2 separate regions of the Homo sapiens genome follow, and region 2 is linked to region 1. The links are chromatin contacts, found by Hi-C or POLR2A ChIA-PET in ENCODE. All regions are on one chromosome and are shown on one strand. Each heading gives the region's core, a stretch centred on a gene start or an enhancer-like site at or near the end of the contact. The rest is flanking DNA. Distances are from core to core; before and after follow the strand shown.

The links. A loop is a pair of places that touch in the nucleus more often than their neighbours do. ChIA-PET counts read pairs that join two places held with the same protein, here RNA polymerase II (POLR2A).
Region 2: a loop to region 1 is called in a map with no recorded cell type, with 5 times the contacts of the local background. The contact joins the promoter of ERLIN1 here to the enhancer-like site in region 1. A Hi-C loop is called at or near these places in 1 of 37 single-sample maps with no recorded cell type. POLR2A ChIA-PET finds 5 or more read pairs at or near these places in 1 of 52 experiments (T-cell).

Annotation. Positions count from the first base shown.
Region 1 is chr10:98,166,925-98,172,014 of GRCh38, reverse strand. The region is part of intron 4 of R3HCC1L (R3H domain and coiled-coil containing 1 like); the gene reads right to left. Among named protein-coding and RNA genes, the nearest start is that of R3HCC1L, 35 kb to the right of the region's middle. RefSeq lists an enhancer at 1,364-1,413. Within about 2 kb of position 3,059, at least 2 of the 41 ENCODE cell types and tissues checked have a DNase peak (open chromatin) inside an H3K27ac peak, as active enhancers do.
Region 2 is chr10:100,182,898-100,187,987 of GRCh38, reverse strand. ERLIN1 (ER lipid raft associated 1) reads left to right here and starts at 1,959. Exons shown (of 11, transcript NM_006459.4): 1 at 1,959-2,474; 2 at 4,151-4,232. The coding sequence starts at 2,362. It also overlaps a transcript of CHUK not described here. RefSeq lists an enhancer at 1,592-1,741 and a silencer at 1,912-2,061.

The DNA of each region.
Region 1 (5,090 bases), core at 1,810-4,309:
TAAAATGTTGTTTCTACCCAGTCAGCCTGACTGGCTTCTACTCTCTTGCATACATATTAAACATAATAGTAAGTACTAATCCTTGCCTGCTTTCACAAGCACACTTCTGAGTCCATTTGCTCTATCACATTCTAGACACTCATCTCAGCTTGTCTACCGTGCCTTTCCTTGTTCCTTCCATCTTATCATCCTGAGCTCTCAGACAGCAACTTGGACTTGTATAATCGAATGTTGTGTCAAAGTTATTTCCACTGGTGTGGCTGGAAGAAATGGATTCTGACTCCAGCTTCATGACATAGGTTCCCAGAACCTACATGCTCTCTTTTGCTAAGCTTACTTATCCCCAAATGACTTCTTCTCATAATGTTTCACTATTAACTATACCCGAAATCAGCTTGGCCTGGCTCCTCCTAGTCTTGGCCCCTCTTGATTGAACCACTGCTATCCTGAGCCTATATTCACAGAGAATTAGTTTGTATTTGTTTATGGGGCCAAAAAAATGCCACGGTGGAGCAGTAACTGTCTTTCTATTTGATGTCATGATAGTTTACTTCTTTAATATCTATGCCTTAACAACATCTAGAGCTCTGTTTCTATCAAAAAAGAACATGCTATTGTTTAAAGATACTACTTTATTAAAGTGTTGTATTAAGAATAGCACTGCCCTTCAAATAAACATTAAAGAATTTTTACAGAGCCTTGGAATTAGACTTACCGAAAGGGATTGTATAGGTCAGAATTCAACATCCTAGTTTTTCAGATAAAGATACTGAGAATTCAAAATTGTAATGTCTGTGGTTACACAGATATTAAGTGGCAATGCAAGACTGGAACCTTGGTTACAATTATAAGGGCTGTGCTCACGCTACTATATTTCTCAGACATTCTGTTTTCATCCTTGGAATTTCAGAGAGAGTGAAGGCAATGAGGGTTAAGTGTTGTGTGCATGCCTATGTGTTTTGGGGAAGGAAGGTGGCCACAAATAATTAAGTGTGGTGACCTATATACTATTGTGCTTCCCATCAAGGTTGCCCATAGGTCATCTGAAAGCTATTCACTATCTTACAGAACAAAATTGGATGAATAGCTGACAATTAGATACCTCTATTCCTTTCTTCTCCTTTCTTTAGTATCTGCCCCAGCCCTACCCAGAAAGTTTTAGAAAGATAATAAGTGAAAGCAGAATCAGAGAGCAAGAGGCTCTATGACTTAACCTAAATGAACAGAGGGTCAATGTGTCCTCTTCATTTCCAAGAATGCCACATTCTGGTCAAATACAGAGCACAACTTCAATGACTGGACTTCACCCTCTGGTGGCCAAAATGTGTCACTACTACATTTCCCAGTTTCTAAGCCACCTGCATACCTATCTTCAAATCTTATAGCTGAAGCCAGGCACAGTGGCTCACGCAGGCAATCCCAGCACTCTGGGAAGCCGAGGTGGGAGTACTGCCTGAGGCCAGGAGTTCAAGACCAGCCTGGGCAACTTAGCAAGACTCTGTCTCTAAAAAATTAAAACAAGATAAAAAATTAGCTGGGAACGGTAGCACATACCTGTAACCCTCACTACTTGGAAGGCTGAGAGGGAGGGAGACTGCTTGAGCCCATGAATTTGAGGGTGCAGTGAACTATGATTGTGACACTGTACTCCAGCCTGGGTGACAGAGCAAGACCCAGTCTCAAAACAAACCAACAAAAAGCTTATAGCTGAAAAGAGCCTTTGAAAATCATCTGGTTGAGGGATTTATCTAAGACTATTAGAGTGGTAGTAACTAAGACCAGAACCCAGATTGTCTATCAACTAAACTAGCAGTTTTACCACCATTATAGCAGTATTATCAGTTTTCCACCGAGTATATGCTCACAATATATGCTGAGCAAAGTTTAATCAGGAAGTTAATTGTGCTGAAGAAATAATCACATAATGCACATCAAATCCAAATATATTATCCACACTAATACTCATTACCATTAAGGATAAATGATCAGGGTGATTTTTCCATCCCATTCCCCCAAAAATGTGCCTCATACACTGGACAAGACTTCTACTGTGACTATTCTTGGCACAAGAAAAAAACTTCAAACAATTCCCAAAAAAAAGCACTCACTCCAAAAAAAAAAAAAAAAAAAGGTTGTGTTAGGTGAGTAATAAGGAATGACAATTCTTCGAGCTGTTAGTTTTACATATTCCCTAAGCTCATATAAAGGCTGATTTATTTGCATTAAGCAAATACATTTTAGAATAACTAGTTTTGTACACTCATTTGCAAAGCTATCTTAAACCAAGACAAAGATTCTTATCTTTCATTTTAAAAAGTCTTTTTATAGTTTCTACTTAGTTAAGAAAGAACTATTAAGCCATGCCCAAGAGAACAATGACATATTTTTCAAAATCTGCCGCGATGAACCATGTCTAATTGTGTTTTCTGTTTCATTACAGTTTAGGCCCTACAAGCAAAAGTGAAGTAGTGGTAGAGCAGTGATTTAGTAGTAGTAGAGGAAGAGAAAGAAGAATAATCAGCTACCATTTACAGAGTGCTTACTACATGACAGGGACTGTGGTAAACATTGTATATACATTATCTCATTTGGTTCCAACTATAGTACTAAGAGATAGCTATGATTATCCCAATTTTATATAGGAGAAATCTGAAGCTTAAATAACTAAAGATCACACAACTTCTAAGTGTTGGTTAGGATTTCAAAGTCCCTGCACTTAACTACTAGACTAGACTGCCTGATATTCAGCAGAATGGTCTCACAATGATGCATTAGTTTCATAAATATTCACAATTTGCTTAGAATCCATGTAACTGCAAAACAACCAAAAAGAGTTCAAAGACTGCTGCCGTAAAAGGAGAAAACCAAGTAAGATAAGAATGAAAGATCTTTAATGCTTTCATGGCATGCCTATTTCCAATAACCTTCCAGACTTAAAAAGGCTGACAATAATTCACTGTTGTCTCTGAAACTTCCTCATTCACCTTGCCTCACCCTCAAAAGCCATATGGTAAAGAACCTCACCAGGTGTCAGGAGAGGAACACCCTCTCTTCTATTCCGCATAAGAATAATCTCTATACTTCTTCCTACCAACTCCTCCAAGCATTTGAAAATGCTGCCCTTCTCTACTTTCCTTCTCCAGAGGCACATTTCAACATGGGACCACCAACCAGTGAAACTGGTAACACAGTTCTCACCCTGGCAGAAGCTCAAAGTAGAATGTAGAGTATACGTTCAAATCTTGGGTCTAAAACAGAAGAAACCTGTACATCAAATACCAACTGCAGATGGTATTTTCAGATGCAATCTTAAACAGAATATAATACAGTATTTTAATATTAGTCTGCCTCTGCCTTGGACATTTATATTTACTGCCTCTGCCTCTCTGCCTGCAGCTGGACAAAGAATACAGCTTGCACAACTGGAAGAAACATTTCATGAAAAAACTGAGTATCAAGACAACAAAAGATACAAGATACATGATTCCAGTAGGATCTTGGAGGTCCCAAAATATATAAATAAACTGGCATGAAAAGGTCTTTCTCACGACATAACACAATTCATGCCCCCAGCTTATTTTATACTACACTGGCTATAGTCGTCATGCATCAGCACCAACTGATTTCACGCTTTATAGGCTGGGAAACAGTCCGCAGCTTAGTCTTTTTCACACTCCACTGACAAGGTAACCACACAGCTCACCGACTTAACTGCTCCAAGTTTAATGTTAGCACCTATTATTGACCACCTCAAAAGGCAGTCAGATAAAAGCTTTAATATACCGAACAATGGCAATATAATATGTAATACAAAGGTAGAGAGAAAAGTTTGCTTCCTACTCTGCATATGTAACTGGCGGTAGGGGGCAGGGAGAGAAGAAAAAAACTCCCTCTTAAAACTTCTTTCCCTCAATACACATCTGGAGGTTGGTCTGCTTCTACAGTTATTTGAAATTAGTTCCTCTCCTGGGTCTATTCTGGGTTTAACTGACATCCTATAGTTGACAATAAAGGAGCTCAAATGGATAAAGCTTTGGGGGCTTTACCTCAACCTTGACATGCATTAAACTTGATTTCTTTTCCTCTTTAAGATTCACAGAGTAAAGCTAATAAACCACTGGGTAAATTTTGAAAGTAGAAGCCACCAGACTCAATCTCAGCTAAGTGTCATATATGTTATCTCATTTTATCCCAACTACAATACTAAGAGGTAGCTATTATTATCCCAACTTTACAGATGAAAAATCTGAAACTTAAGTTACTTAAGATTACACAGTTTCCAAGTGCTGGATAGGATTTCAAAGTCCGTGGATTGGATTTCAAAGTCCCTGCATCTAACTACTACTGTAAGACTAAAACACATATCTTCTAAAAATTATGTTGGGGTAAAAATGCATAGCCCAGAATGCTAGTCTGGCTACAGCCAAAGGTTCATTGTAGCAAAGCTATTTATTTTGTATGTATGTTTGTAAAAATGCATAGCACAGAACAGTTTAATTTTTAAAATACCAAATCACAGTAACAACAAAAATGAATACTTATAAATGAGGTAGAGTCTGTCTGTTAGAGAAATAGCTACAGCTCCGTATCTATCACCTCCCTCCTTGGAGCTATACCAGCAGGTGTGAAATGTGCCTGGTGAGAAACTGAGAAACCAAAAGCAAGTTTCAGGCAAAGAAAACATTAACAAGTTAATAAATTTAAGAGTTTCTCTTCTATGCAGTTTCAAAGTTTATTCATTAGAGTTCCAAGAATAACAAATAATTACAATACAGTAAAATCTTCAAAGCAACGTTACTTTAAGGAACAGAATGCCTGTACACAGGGCTACAGAAGGCTTTCAAGAAGAATCATGTCCTGAACGAACATGGCTCAGGTATTTAAACTGAATTCTTATCTAGTATTCTTATGATACAAAGAGAAAGATAATTGTTAAAGATGGGTAAAAGCTAACAATAGGCAATGGCATTTTTTTTTTACCATCAAATACTTATTAAGTGCACATATTGTATTGACATCACTGCTGGGGTAGTAGAAATTATAAAGTAGGGGTCAGGCGCGGTGGCTCACGCCTGTAATCCCAGCACTTT
Region 2 (5,090 bases), core at 710-3,209, 2.0 Mb before region 1:
GATTTTAGTAATAAACATTTATTGGGTACCTGTTACTTGGAGGGTATTAAGCTAGATGGCAAGATCTGAAACAACATAGGCAGTATAGTAAAAGTGCTTATCTGGGAGTCTGAACATTACAAGCCATCCAAGCATTGCAATTATTGTTAAGGATTATTTTCAATGGTCATGCATTTTCTAATATTTTAATAATTGGTTAAAGATTTGTTATAGCGTGGGGGCCGCTGCTGGTGTGTGGCTGGGGTTATGTCAGGGCAGCCTGATCTATATAATTTGGGCAGATGGTGTGAGTCAGAACAGACTATTATAGTGGGATCCCCAAACTTGCTTTTGATGCATGAGTTGGACCACTATTTTTTGGTGGGTAACAACTTTTCAGAGGGGAATGGCAGTTGTGAATTGTATACATTTCATTCTTTAAGCAATATTATGAAAAACTTCAGAGAATGTCTACAGAAAACAGGGTATGGAGCAAGTTATTTTCCATTCTTTTTGCTTTTTGGAAGTTAAAATAGCTAAGCTCTGCAAATATCATTTATTTGGAACAGATAAGGTCCCAGACATTCCTAGATAATAAAAATCAAATGAATGATACAGGTAAGTGTATTTATTGAAGGGTGTGGGTAGAGTGGTCTGGGAAGTCTTGCTTTAATGAAGACGGATTGATTCTATTTACCTCTTCTTACTTCCACTACTAAGTAACCCTGGGCCTGCAGTTTCCTAACCACTTGACTTCCTTGCCAACAGTCTGTCTCCACTTTCAGCCGTTTTATAGATTCATTGGCCCTAAAGCACTGCTTTCCCATACTTCCCTACCCAAGAGGGCAGGGGTCCCCAAGCCCTGGGCCGCGGACCGGAACCAGACAGTGGCCTGTTAGGAACCAAGCCGGATAGCAGGAGGTGAGCGGCGGGCGAGTGAGCATTATCGCCTTGAGCTCTGCCTGCTGTCAGATTAGCGAGTGGCATCAGATTCTCATAGGCACGCGAACCCTATTGTGAACTGCACATGTGAGGTTTGCCGGCTCCCTGTGAGAATCTAATGCCTGATGATCTGAAGTGGAACAGTTTCATCCCCAACCCACACACACCCCCACCCCGTCCGCTGGGTTAGAGGACTTTACAACCCTAGTCCACCTTGTCCAGTTATAGTTCCACCTCTAGCCTTTCAAGGCTTAAACCATTAATGTCCTTAATTTCTCTTGTATTCATCTATCTCCCAACTATACCTTTTTCCTTCCCTTTTTTATTTTTGGCAATATGTGCCCATGGTTTTTTAATTTAAAACGAACAGAATATGTAGTGACGCCTACCATAGCACTCCTTCCCATCACACAAGCCTTCAAGGAAACTGAAGTACTTACTTTGGTCTCCCTGGAGGATTCCCTCCGCCTCCCGCCCCATGTGCTTAGCAATTCTGTTCCTGTAGTCTGGATGGCCTTCATAAAGCCCTCACTGGACCAGCATTCTGGCACATAATAGGAACACTTAAAAAACGAGAGAATGATGCCGTTATATCTAATATCTTCCTCTTCTGAACTTTCACAGCACTTTATTTGCAACAAGTTTAGTTGCTCCTGAAGGGCAGGATCTCTGCCGGAAGCAAGTGCGTGCCACACAGTGGGGCTCCGCATACACTGCAAAAGGACAAATAAACCGAACAGCTACCGTTTGAGAGTGAGCGAGTGGGTTCTCTGCACAAGAACAAACCAACCAGTCCCTTGTCCGAAAGGGCGTCTCCTTTTCTCTGCTTCGCTGCTCACTCCAGACTGCGGGCTGTCCTCTTCCGAAGCAGTTAACCAGCAGTGTACAGAAAGCGACTTGCCTCCAAAGGAGCCTGCGCGGCCCGCGGCTAGGAGAATTTTGTCCCATGCGCTCCCCGTCTCACTAGCCGCGGGCCGGGGCTACGCCGTGTGCGTCCCCGCGCAGCCGCAGTGCTGGGCGAGTGGGCGGGGCCGGCTGTTGGCGGCGGTTGGCTCGGCGCGGGAGTCGGCTGCACGTGCGGGCGGGGGCGATGCGTCACTGATCGGTGAGGCGCGGCCGAGGGGTCGGCTTTCCTCGCGAGCCTGCGGCTGGGCTTCTTCTCAGTTAGTGCCTTCCACCCGGGAGCGACCCTTGGGAGAGGGAGTTTCAGGAAGCTCACCGAGCAGGGGCGGCCCACTGGCCTCCGGGGGCGGAGGAGTTGGCAAGGGGTCAGCGGGCTCAGCCAGAAGGGAAGAATGAGGGGACAGGGGTACTGGACTCCCCGGCTCAGCCTGCGAGAGAGCGCCAAGTTTCCGGAGGGAGAGGGTAGAAACTGGAGGGGGTGGACCTGTCACTCACGGGACTGAGGGTCCTTTTCTCCCGCTCCCAGGAGGAACGAGAATGAATATGACTCAAGCCCGGGTTCTGGTGGCTGCAGTGGTGGGGTTGGTGGCTGTCCTGCTCTACGCCTCCATCCACAAGATTGAGGAGGGCCATCTGGCTGTGTACTACAGGTGAGCGGCATGTGCAGTCAGTTAGGGCTCTAGAGCAGATTAAAAGGGTACTCCAGAGTGGAGTCTGGGAAGTTGTTCCCTCTGCAACGTTCGGGGGCGCATGTCCCATCTCTAGGGAGAGCACGGGGGTCGAAGCGGGCTTTTGCGGAGCACCCTCCAGATGTTGGACAGTTTTAGTGCTATGTTCGTTTTGTTGCAGAGATTAAGTCTCCCTACGGTTATTCCTATACACAGCAAACTCAATTATTTGTAGAAAAATGAAGAAGGAAGAAAGGAAGTAGTCACTCTACCTCTAACTGAAGAGATGGATAAATTATAGTTCGTTCAACTGTACAGGCTTTAGTTTGCCGCTGTAGATGCTGTATGTTTATGGTTGTTTCTTAGACTTTTTCATTTAAAAGCTTCCAGTGTCTGGTTACGTCTTGTAACACCATGATGACTGTGATGGTGCTTATGTCCCTGGACCTCCAGGGACATAAGCACAACACTGATGGGCCATGCTCCTCCCTCCTTACTGTTGCTGTTCAAGTTGGGGACAGGAGTGGTGTGGGAGCTGTTGCTCTCTTGTTGAGCTCGCTTAGCTTTTCCTTCAGCCTAATTACCACAAGTTCCTTTTGATACAGACTAGTAAGAGAGGCCAGTTTGTGGAGAAATTGGGATAATGGTGTATTCAAAAAGAGCGTCAACTTTTTGCTTGTTTCCACTATCCCTCAAAACTGATATTTCTACTTTCAAATCCATCCTGAATCCTAGAAAAAGAGCAATTTTAATGGTATATCTTAGCAGATGGAGCTCTACATAAGAAATTACAGATTAGTCCAGATTTCCTTCCAGTTTAAAAGCATTGTCTTTCTGACAGTAAAACCAGAGAAAGGACATTTCAAGGAATGACTCAAAGAATTAGTAATGAACCTCAAACAGTTCATCTTTCCTTGTTATTATGACCTTGCAAATGTGTTTATATTTTCAAGACCGGTAGCTAAGTTCTATGAATTTACAAGGTGCAAAATAGGACTTTGTTTTCTTTGCTCCCCAAATGCCTCCTTTTTATAATTTCCAGGGCTTGCTTTCATAGTTTTCACATTCCAGGATTTGGTTAACAAGCCCTTATGCTATTTATTTGTATAGTCTTGTCACCCTTCATCTTTTCATGCTAATTTTTTGTTTTTATATAGAAATTTTATGTTCCCAGTATTTTAATTACCTTGTAGATAGATCGAAAGAATTATAAGCCTCAGAAATTTTCTCTTTACTTCAAAGTTTGCATTGTCTTTTTTTCAACCTGGTGATTAAATGTATTATATATTTTGATTTGGCTCTTGTTATGTACTATTAATGTACCTCTACTGAAAGCCATTAGAATTTTTTAAACAAATATTTCTCAGAAGGTTAAAGACCGAGGAGAATCCTTTGAACCTTAGAGCAGTGCTGGAGACCCAGAGGTACGGTTGGTTGAGCTTATGAAACAAGGTGTAACATTGGCAGTTTAATTTGATCTTTTTCCCTTTTTAGGTGTGGAGGTATTTTAAGCAGTTGTTCATTATGAGCAATTCATATTAGTGAGGCTTTAGTAGGTCAGCAGCATGAGCAAGAGTGAGTATTTATTATAGCATTTTAGATTTGGAAAGATAATTTTTCTTTTTATAATTTTGTCAAATTGAAACATCTTTTTGCAGGGGAGGAGCTTTACTAACTAGCCCCAGTGGACCAGGCTATCATATCATGTTGCCTTTCATTACTACGTTCAGATCTGTGCAGGTGAGTGATTCCTAGGGGAAGCCTCCATACCAGATAGACAGGCATGACAGGAGTTACCACACTTGTGGGTGGAGATAGATTTCCTTATTGCTTAAGCAGATGGTGGTATTTACTTAAATGCAGAAGTTAACGTTCAGAGTACAGTTGTTACAACACAAGTTATGATGTTAAACCACCTCACTTACTTGAAATGAATTAAAGGTATGAACCAGGAAGCTTGGAAGGACTGACTTCTACCATCTATATCGTGGTATATAGCAAATTTTCTGTTGCTGCTGTCACAATAAAAGTAAGAATTAGAAACACAACTAGACATACAAACCAGTGATTATGTGGTTTAGAACAGTGTTTAGTTTCCATAGAGGCAGGCTCCTGGGCTACTGTTAACATGGAGGATCAAAATTTTTATACACAGCCTTTCTGCCTCATGTTTTTTTGCCTGGTATATTAAGCACAATTTTATGTGGAACCTTAGTGAATGTTATATTTTGATGGCATCCCGGGATATTTGAAATAAGTGTCTAATCCTCGAAAAGTGTCTTGGCCATGGGAGACAATAAAATAAGTATCTTTCAATGTAACAAGATGACAAAACCAGGATTAGGCTGTGACCACTTTCGCAAGCCCAGTGTGATCATAAATCTTTGGATTCAGAAGTTTGTCTGCCATCTGCTGCTAATTTTTCAGGACTCAGGAAAATTCTGTGTTATTTAATCTTGTAATCTTATGTCTAGGCTTCCTGCTAAGTGAGAGTTTAATTATAAATTCTTAAATCCCCTAGGTTTTCTTCCTGTCCCCTTTTAGATGGCTTAGGGAAAGAATTGTGTCTACTGAAGTGAAATGTATTCTTCCCCTAAT